Linked DNA regions of Homo sapiens: region 2 is linked to region 1. The links are chromatin loops, found by intact Hi-C in ENCODE. Cell type or tissue: endothelial cell of umbilical vein. All regions are shown on one strand. Each heading gives the region's core, and the rest is flanking DNA. Links, peaks and the distances in the headings are about the cores only.

Region 1 (5,386 bases), core at 320-5,319:
TTGGAAATATTCTCTTCTCTTCCATTTTTTCAAGGAGTTTGAGTAGAATTGGTATTAGTTCTTTAAATGTTTGGTAGAATTCAAATGTGAACGCTTCAGGTCCTGAGCTTTTCTTTGATGGAGACATTTTATTATGGCTTTGATCTTGTTACTAGTTATTGGTTTGTTGAGATTTTCTGTTTATTCATGATTCAATCTTGGTAGGTTGTATGTGTCCAAAAATTTACCCGTTTCTTCTAGGTTTTCCAATTTGTTGTTTGTGATAGCCTCTAATGATTCTTTGTATTTTTGTGGTCTCAATTGTTATGTCTCTTTTCATTTCTGATGTTCTTTATCTGAGTCATCTCTCTTTTTTCTTAGTCTAACCAAAGGTTTGTCAATATTGTTTATCTTTTCATAAAACCGACTTTTCATTTCATTGATCTTTTGTATTTTTCAGTCTCAATTTCTTTTATTTCTGCTCTACTCTTTATTGTTTATTTTCTTTTAGTAATTTGGGGTTTGGCTTGTTCTTGCTTTTCTAATCCCTTAAGGTGCATTGTTAGGGTGTTAGTTGTTAGACTTTTTACTTTTTTCATGTATGCATATATTGCTATAAACTTCCCTCTTACTAATGCTTTTGCTATATCGCATAGATTTGGGTATGTTGTAGTTCCATTTTCATTTGTTTCATTAAATTTTTTAATTTCCTTCTTAATTTCTTCATTGACCCATTGGTTGTGCAGGAGCATGTTGTTTAATTTCCAGGTGCTCGTATAGTTTCTGAGGTTCCTTTTGTTATTGATTTCTAGTTTAATTCCATTGTGGTCAGAAAAGATACTTGAAATGGTTTTGACTTTTTAAAATTTGTTGAGATTTGTTTTGTAGCCTTAAATATGGTCTATTACGGAGAACATGCCATATGCTGATGAAAAGAATATGTATTCTGCAGAAGTTGGGTAAAATATTCTTAAATGTCTGTAAGCTCCATTTGGTCTATAATGCAGTTTAAATCTGAGGTTTGTTGATTTTCTGTCTACATGATCTGTCCATTGCTGAGAGTGGGGTGCTAAAATTCCCTAATGTTAGTGTATTGCAGTCTCTCTCTCCCTTTAGATCTATTAAAGTTTGATTTATTTACTTGGGTGCTGTGGTATTGGGGGCATAGATGTTTATAATTGTTTTATTCTGTTGCTGAATTGACCCCTTTATCATGATATAGTGACTTTGTCTTTTATTACAGTCTTTAACTTGTAGTCTATAGTCTATTTTATCTGATATAAGCATAGTTACTCCTGCTTTTTTTTTGGTTTCCACTTGCATGTAATCTTTTTCCATCCCTTCAATTTCAGTGTATGTGTGTCTTTATAGGTGAAGTACATTTTCGTAGGTAGCATATGGTTGGGTCATGTTTCTTTATCTATTTAGCCATTCTGTGTCTTTTAACTGGAGAAATGAGTTGACTTACATTCAATTTTTGTTTCTTTGGTTGGTTGGTTTTGTTTTTTTTTAGAGACAGGGTCTTGCCCTGCCACCCAGGCTGGAATGTAGTGGTGCAATTACAGCTTGCTGCAGCCTCTGCATCCTGGGCTCAAGCAATCCTCCCACTTCAGCCTCCTGGGTAGCTGGGACTACAGGCATGTGCTACCACTCATGGCTAATTTAAACGGGGTTTCACCATGTTGCCCAGGCTGGTCTTGAACTATGGGGCTCAAGCAGTCCTCCTGCCTCAGCCTCCCCAAGTGCTGGGATCACAGCTGTGAGCCACCATGTCCAGCCTCTGTTACTATTGATTAGTAAGGATTTACTACTGCCATTTTGTTGCTTGTTTTCTGGTTGTCTTGTAACTCCTCTTTCCCTTTCTTTCTTTTATTTTTTATTTTTTTTTACCGTCTTCCTTTGTGGTTAAGTGATTTTCTCTTGTGGTATGTTTTAATTCACTGCTTTTGATTTTTATTAACTATATTATAGGTTTTTGCACTGTGGTTACCAAGAGACTTACAAAAAACATCATATAGGTACAACAAGTTATTTTAAAGAAGTGACAACTTATATCACACACACAAAAATAGAAACTATAAAACTTTAAAAATAACGCTACATTTTAACTTCATCTCTCCCACTTTTTGACCTTCTTTCTTTTTCAATTTATATGTTTTATATTGCCTATCCCTTAACAAGTTGCTCTAGTTTTTACTGTTTTTGATAGATTTGTCTTTTAGGCTTCATACTACAGTTACGAATGGGTTGCACACTACAATTACAGTAGAGTATTCTGTTTGTCTATATACTTCATTTAGCCAGTGGATTTTATACCTTCAAGTGTTTTCTTTTTGCACATTAAACTTTTTTTTCTTCTTTCAGACTGAAGAATGTGCTTTAGTATTTCTTGTAAGATAGGTCTGGTGGTGGTGAATTCTCTCAGCTTTTGTTTGTCTGTGAAAGACTTTACTCTCCTTCACATTTGAAGGATAAATTTGCTGGGTATAGTATTATTTATTTATTTATTTATTTATTTATTTTGAGACGGAGTCTTACTCTCTGTCGCCCAGACTGGAGTGCAGTGGTGCGATCTCAGCTCACTACAACCTCTGCCTCCTGGGTTCAAGTGATTCTCCTGCCTCAGCCTCCCAAGTAGCTGGGACTACAGGCACGCATCACCATGCCTGGCTAATTGTTTGTATTTTTAGTAGAGATGAGGTTTCACTGTGTTAGCCAGGATGGTCTCAAGCTCCTGAACTTGTGATCCGCCCACCTCAGCCTCCCAAAGTGCTGGGATTATAAGCGTGAGCCACCACACCCGACCCAGGCTATAGTATTCTAGAATGGCAGAGGTCTCTTTCTTTCAGCACTTTGAAAACATCATCCCACTCCTGTTTTTGTTGAGAAGTGTGTTGCAAGATAAATTGGAGCTCCTTTATATGTTATTTACCTCTTTTCTCTGCTGCTTTTAGGATCCTCTCTTTCTTCTTGACCTTTGAAAATTGGTTATTATATGCCTGGGTATAGTTTTATTTTGGTTGAATCTGTTTGGTCCTTCTGACCTTCTTGTACCTAGATATATATTTTTTCTCAAGTTTTGTAAAATTTTAATTATTTCTTTGAATAAGCTTTCTACCCTTTGCTCTTGCTCAGCTCCCTCTCAAACACCAATAATTGTATTTTTTTGGATTTGGCCTTTTGAGGTAATTTTCTATATCTTTTAGGCAATCTTCATTCTTTTCTCTTTTTTTTTTCTTATTTCTCTGCTGACTGTGCATTTTCAAATAGCCTATCTTCGAGATCACTGATTCTTTTCTCCACTTGATTCATTCTGCTATTGAAAGCCTCTAATGAATTTTCCAGTTCAGCAAATGTATTTCTGTTTTAATATTCCTGTTTGATTTTTTAAAAATTATTTTAATCTCTTTGTTAAATTTCCCTGATAACTGTCTGAATTGCTTCTCTGTGTTATCTCGAAGATCACTGCATTTCCTTAAAACTGCTATTTCAAATTCCTGGTCAGATACCTCACAAATTGTTGTTTCATTAGGGTTAGTCATCAGTTCCTTACTTTGTCCATTCAGGGATGTCATGGGCCCCTGTTTGCTGTTGTTCCTTATGGATATAAATCTATGTCTTGCATTGAATGATTATTTATTTATTCCAGTGTTCTCTATCTGGCTTTTTAAAATTTTATTAAATATGTCAGCATAGAGAGTCTTTGTAATTTACCTGTTGAATTTTTTTCACAAGGTCTCTGCCTCCTTGTTGGCCTCTGATGGTGCCTTAAGCCCAGGTTTGCCTCAGCTCTAGTAAACAATCAGCATGATGCTAATCTCAAATGGGGGAGCACCCAGAGGGAATATCCCAGCTGTGTGGGGAGACTAACTAGGAGTTCATGCCTAGGAGAACTCCTACAGCATGGTGCTGCTGAACAGCCACTCTGACTTGGCATCTCCTTTGCACAAGTTACAGAACAGAGTTTCCAGGGCTGGGAATGGTAGTCCTATATCCCCCATTGTTCTGGGTGACCTTAGGGGTATTTCTCACCTCAGACACTTGCAATTCTTCCCATGGGTTGAAGTAGAGACAGGTCACCTGCCAGGGAACCCAAAATAATGAGGAAACTAATTGCCCAACTTGACCTCACTTATTCCAGTGTAGAAACTGTGAGTCAGGGGAAATTTTCCACATGGTTAGTGCTGGGCAGACTGAGGTGAGAGGCATTGTGGATGTGTAAGTTTGATTCTTTTATCATCTTCTCAGTTTTTTCACTTCTCTGTGGCCCCAAGAAGAGTCTCATTCTCATATTTCAGTTCTGATATATGGCTGGTGATAGTCTTGGTACTGTATACTTGTTTTGGGGCTTTTTGTGGGGGTGAGTTGTAAAGCCAGCTTGCTTCTATGCCACCATTTTGGAACCCAATAAGGGAATATTATGAAAACTTTTCTGTCAATAAATTTAACATAGATGAAATTGACAAATTCCTTGAAAGACAGATTACCAAAGATCACTCAAAAAGAAATAGATATCCTGAATTGCCTTATATCTATTAAAGGAATTTAATTCCTTCCCATAGAGAAAACTCTAGGTTCAGGTGTCTTCACTATTGAATTCTACCAGGAATTGATTGACAAAGTAACTTCAATTCTACAGAAAACTCTTGCAGAAAATAGAAGAAGAGAGAATACTTCCTGTCTCATTTTATGAGACAAGCATTGCCCTAATACCAAAATCAAAGATAAGAAAGGAAAGCTATAGTCCAATATCTCATATCAATAAAAGGCAAAACACCTTAACAAAATACTAGTAAACCAAATCTAGCAATACATGAAAATGAATTATACCATGACTAGTGGAGGTTATCCTAAAAATGCAAAGTTGTTCAGCATTCAAAAAACAAAGTATTTAACTAGCTCAAAAGACTGAAAAAGAGAAAGAACATTATAGTTACCTAAATGGGTACAGAAAAGGCATTTGAGAAAATTGAACATGCATTCATGATGTTAAAAAGCAAACTCTCAGCAAACTGGGGATAAAAGGAAATTTTTTCAACCTGATAAAAGGCATCTATGGAAAAACTAAGCACTAAAATCACACTTAATGGTGAAAGGCTGAATGTTTTCCCTAATGTTAAAAAACAGGGCAAGGATTTCCACCCTCACCATTTCTGTTGAGCATTATAATGGAGGTACTAGCCAGTGCAACCAGGCAAGCAGGCAATAAAAAGAAATAAAAAGCATACAGATTGGAAAGGAAAAATTAAAGCTGTCTTGTTCACAGATAACATGATCACATTTATGTAGAAAATCCTAAGGGATTGGAAAAAAAGCTATTAGAATTGACGAGAGACATAGTAACAGAATATAAAAATCTATCGTGTTTCTGTATACTAAGAATGAACAATTGAGAATTCAAATTTAA
Region 2 (5,386 bases), core at 299-5,298, 94 kb after region 1:
ACTGGGGGTCATGGAATACATCTCCAGTAGATAAGGTAGGACTACTGTACATATTATCTGTTTCCATTTATGTGACGTTCTGGAATTAGCAAAACTCACCTATGATGTTAGAAATCAGAATAGTGGCTGCCTCTGCAGGATGACGATTACCTGGGAAGGAGCTCAAGGGAATTTTCTGAGATGATGGAAATGTTCCTATCTTGGTTAGGATTGTGGTTACTAGATGTCTTTACTTGTCAAATTTCATAGAATCTTACACTTTAGACCTGTGTATCTCATTGTATGTAAATCACACCTCATTCAACTTTCTAAAAAGAGAGAGAAGAGGAAACAGAGCAGGAACATGGGTATGCTAGCTCTTTAACTTTCCTGTCCTTGACCTTCTCCACCACTGGGTTCCCCTCATTCCAACAGTCAACACTCCCCAGCCAGCATCAGCCTAGGTCCTGTTTCCTACATGTCCTTGGGTGATAATGTTCTGGGCAACAATCACTGAATTTTTCACAGCTTTCTCAATTTGGAGCAGAAGTTGTCACTTGTTTAAAAATAACTCAACATACAACTTACAAAATTAATTTAAAGAAAACGTAGAATTCTTAAAAAGTTTCGCCATATTAAGAGAGAACTCTTATCTCTACAAACGCATATGGTAGTCCCCCCACTTAACCTGGAGTCTACATTCCTAGACCCTGGTGGATGCCTGAAAGCTTGGATAGTCCCAAACCCTATTATATACTGTTTTTTCCTATACATACACACCTATGAAAAAGTTTAATTTATAAATTAGGCACAGTAAGAGATGAATAATAATGAATAATAAAATACAGCAATTATACCAATTAGCCAGCATTGCTACTCTTGTGTTTTGGGGCCATTATTATGTCAAATAAGAATTACTTGAACACAAGCATTAAGATACCACCACAGTGGATCTGATAATAAAGATGACTACTGAGTTACTAACAGGCAGGTAAGGTAGACAGTGTCCATACACTAGGCAAATGGATGATTCATGTCCTAGGTGGGACAGAGTGGGATGGTGTGAAATTTCATCACTGTACTCAGAAAGTCGCAGTTTAAGACTTTTGAAAGCCAGGTACAGTGGCTCATGCCTGTAATCCCAGCACCGTGGGAGGCTGAGGCAGGAGCATTGCTCGAGTCTAGGAGCTCGAGACCGGTCTCAGGCCTTTGGCCACAGACTGACATGGTGTCACAGAGTGACATGGTGAAACCGTGTCACTACAAAAAAAAAATTAAAATCGCCAGGTGTGGTGGCATATGCCTGTGGTCTCAGCTGCTCAGGAGGCTTAGCTGAGATGGGAGGATCATTTGAGCCCAGAAGGTCGAAGCTGCAGTAAGCCTTGTTCACATAACTGCATTCCAGCCTGGGTGACAGAGACCCTATCTCAAAAACAAAAGACATGAATTGTTTCTGGAATTTTCTATTTAATATTTTTGGACTTCAGCTGACTGTGGGTACGTGAAACCTTGGATAAGGGGGGACTTCTGCACATAGTGACAGCTTTGAGTCCTGCTTACACGATGCCAGCAATGATGAAGAGTCATTAGGAACAGCAGATCTAGAAGCAATTAATAAAAAGCTAACCAGATCCAACTTTTAGTTCAGAAGAAATCGATTTGATAACAAAAGAGTTGAACAAAGAGAAATCTAAATATTCTAAACCAGAGGTTGGCTGCTGAAATTTCAAGAAGGATGGGATATTTGACAAGGGGCACTCCCCATACGGCCATTCATCAAGGAGTCAGAAGACAACAGAAAAGAGTTTTTCACCTACCTCTCCTCCCGCACACACGCATACTCCACTTTGCTATAGGGTTTCTTTCCTCTGCCTCTTCCTTCAGTAAAGATCTTTATAGCCAATGTATCCAGGAGGACAGTCCACAGCACGGGGACCTCCTCTTCCTCCTGGTCTTTCAGAAAGCATCTGTGAATCACCTTCAGCATACTTGCCACTGGAAGATATCTTTGGCATTTATCCTGAAAATAATAGTGAATTATCTTCAGTGCTGACTCAGCTTTCAAAAGAGCCTGCTACTGAAAATCCAGAACTACAACAAGAAACGTGGGAATTTTGTCTCTTCCAAATTTATTTTTAATTATCTCTCATTTTTAGTTTAAGGAAGTGCTATACCTTCAGTGATTACACTTCTGCCTAAATGAAAGCTTCACAGTATTATAATTCTTGAGCTAGTGTTTTGTAAATAAAGCTGATTTACATATTAATCCCATTGAGTGAATTATTTACTTTATCTTGTACTCTCTGGATAGTATAAATATTGTGTTTAATTTGATTAAGGGTCCATGACACATGAACAATACTGGAAGTATCACATGCACAATGCTGAAATTGAATATATTTGAAATGGCAAAAGACATTTTTATATGTCAAAAGGTGTTTCATTGTAGTTTTAGGACAAATGTGAAGTGGCCTGATGTTTTTATTAGACAAATTAACTTGATATTTACCTGAATACATTTAAATTGGAATGTTTAAAACAATTGAGAGTGAGAAAGTTTAATAGGACTATCTCATTATTTTAAGCCCTGTTAGACTATATGTAGCCTCTGCCCTTCCTCATCCCCCTACACAGATAACTCCCCATCCGTAAGTCCAGGCAGAACCTTGAAAAGGTTGGTAACGTGGACTAGTCATAAGAATGTGCGTCTAAAAGCTCAGGGTCAGTACTTACCAGCTGACCTTAGACAAGTCATTTTCCCTTTTGGAGCTGTGGTTTCCTTTGTCATAGGCCATGATTAACACCAGCCTCTAGGAACAATTGAGATGATCAGTGGGAAATCATGTCATTAAGATAAAAGAACTACACACAGGGGATTTAAAGAGGCAGCGTCTTGTGTTTGTTTAACATATAAGCTTAGAAGCCAACAGCCTAGGTTTGATTCTAGCCTCAGTTTCTAGCTAAGCAGGGAAACCAAGTCTGTTTTCCCATTTTTAAAAGGGATGGACAAAGGGATGATTTCATCACTCAGAAAGTCACAGAATTTAAGACTTATGAATTGTTTTGCTTTTGGAATTTTTCATTTAATATTTTTGGACTTCATTCGACTGTGGATAACTGAAACCATGGAAAGGAAAACCGCAGATAAGGGTGGGGAACTTCTGTACATACTAATGGCTTCTAGTCCTGCTTAAAAGATACCAGCAATGAGAACTACTTTTTAATGGGGAAAATCATAACATCTCCTCATGGGTAATCATGGAGAATGAAGGAGCTAACTCAGACGGAGCTCTTGGCAGGGTTTCTAGCTTGCTATAGTTGCCTGTGCGATGGTTAATATTAGGTGCCAACTTGATTGGATTGAGGGATGCCTAGAAGACTGATATAGCATTGTTTCTGGGGGTATCTGTGAGGGTGTTGCCAGAGGAGATTAACATCTGAGACAGTGGACTGGAAAAGAAAGACCCACTCTCGATGTGGGTGAGCACCATCCAATCAGCTGCCAGTGTGGCCAAAACAAAGCAGGAGGAAGGAGGTGGGATAACCTTACTTGCTGGGTCTTCTAGCTCCCTTCTTTTTCCCCTGTGCTGGATGCTTCCCTTGGCTCCTGCTGCCCTCGGACATCAGACTCCAGATTCTTCAACCTTTGGACTGTGGGACTTGCACCAGTGGCTTGCCGGGGGCTCTCACACCTTTGGCCACAGACTGAAGGCTGCATCATCTGCTTCCCTGGTTTTGAGGCTTTCGGACTCGGACTGAGCTGCTACCAGCTTCTCTCTTCCCCAGCTTGCAGACGGCCTATCATGGGACTTCGTCTTGTGAGCATGTGAGCCTATTCTCCCTATATACATACATATATCCTATGGGTTCCGTCCCTCTGGAGAACCCTGACTAATACACCCAGCATACACTAGCTAGCATGCTTATTTCTTAAGATATTGACCACTCCTGTAGCATCAGTCAGTCCTGTGCTCACTGCTATGTGCTGGGAAGTCCACAGGGACCTTTAACTCACCAAGTCCAAACCCAAATCCACCACCCTCTCCCCAGCCCAGCCATCCTCCTCCTTTCACCATGTCTCTCCTTGCAACCTCTGCCACTCGACCCAGCTCCCCTCCCTTCCTCCATCCCTAAGTACCCACCCTCCCTCAGGCACCAAATCTGGGGAACTCTTTCTCCCTCTGCAGAGTCCCTACTTTCTGCCACCTGAATCCCTGGGCCAAGGCCCCATTGTCCCAGGAGCATGCAGTGGCCACCTTGTTGGCTCCTGCTCAGTCTGCCCTGACATCCAGCTGCAAGGAAGCTCCCATGGCACAGCTCCAATGAGGCCTCTCTCCAGCTCAATCAGCACCCATGACTCCTGTTTCTTACAGAATCAAATCTCATCTCTAGCACTGCAGGCCTTGCCCTTGTGTAGAGATTTTTCCCTTCTTGGCCTTCTGGTGTGCTGTTTGAGGGGCAGTATGAGGATGTGGCCACCTCCTGACCATACCATCACATACATAACTCTAGGCCTTTGCTCACGTGGTTTGCTCTGCCTGGACTCCCTCCTGAGTTCTCCATGTTTAAGGTTTCCTTCTCACTCCTAGGTCTAGCTTCCAGCATCCCCCACTCAGATAAGCCCCCCAATCCCCACCCCCGGCAATGCCAGGGCATGCTAGCTACAGCCTGCTGCATGTGCCAGCTCTGGCTCAGCCTGCCTTTTCTCTGCCCCATAAAGCATAAGCAGGACTGGATACATAATCTCCAGGGCCCAGTATAAAGTGGAAATCAGAGCCCTTTTTTCCAAATTATTAAGAATTATGAAATGGATAAATCCTAGTTGAGGGACATTCTACAAAATACCCAATGAATAATTCTCAAAAGTGTCAAGGTCATCAAAAACAAGGAAAGACTGAGAAACTGTCACAGCCAAGGGGAGCCTGAGGAGTCACAATGACTGTATGCAATGTGGGATCCTGAATGGGATCCTGGAACAGAAAACAGAAGGACATTAGGTAAAAACTAAGGAGATCTGAATGAACTTTAGCACATAATAATGTATCAGTGGTTCATTAATTGTAGTAAAGGTACCATGCTAATGTAAGAGGTTAATAATTAAGGAGACTGGGTGAGGGGCATATGGGAACTTTCTGTACTATATTTGCAATTTTTCTGTAAAACTAAAACTCTTCTAAAATGAAAAGATGGCCTTTTAAACATTTACAACAATAAAAGAATTTTGAGAAGGTGACAGCAGAGGCGATAAATAAGTTATAATGTCCAAGACAGAATTGAGATTTGAACCCGGATCTGCCTGAGCCCAAGGCTTTTGTGACCAACGGCTTGCATTGCCTGAACAGCAGTGAGAAGACCCTGGAGGGGTTGGTGGAAAAGACTGGGTAAGAAGGATGGAAGGAAGAAGGTT

Evidence for each region. Hi-C counts contacts between places; a loop is a spot of excess contacts. Peaks named below come from ENCODE experiments on the same cell type or tissue, not always from the same donor. Only the 100,000 strongest peaks of a DNase experiment are listed, where the experiment ranks them.
Region 2: it touches region 1 in a loop (14-fold over the local background); 1 of 110 quality-filtered maps calls a loop at or near these places.

Annotation. Positions count from the first base shown.
Region 1 is chr10:71,109,106-71,114,491 of GRCh38, forward strand. No RefSeq gene overlaps it. Among named protein-coding and RNA genes, the nearest start is that of UNC5B, 100 kb to the right of the region's middle. In endothelial cell of umbilical vein, for the core only: no CTCF peak of the experiment used is centred there; no DNase peak of the experiment used is centred there; H3K27ac peaks cover 673 bases; H3K27me3 peaks cover 468 bases.
Region 2 is chr10:71,202,919-71,208,304 of GRCh38, forward strand. No RefSeq gene overlaps it. Among named protein-coding and RNA genes, the nearest start is that of UNC5B, 7.0 kb to the right of the region's middle. In endothelial cell of umbilical vein, for the core only: no CTCF peak of the experiment used is centred there; a DNase peak (open chromatin) is centred at 2,763.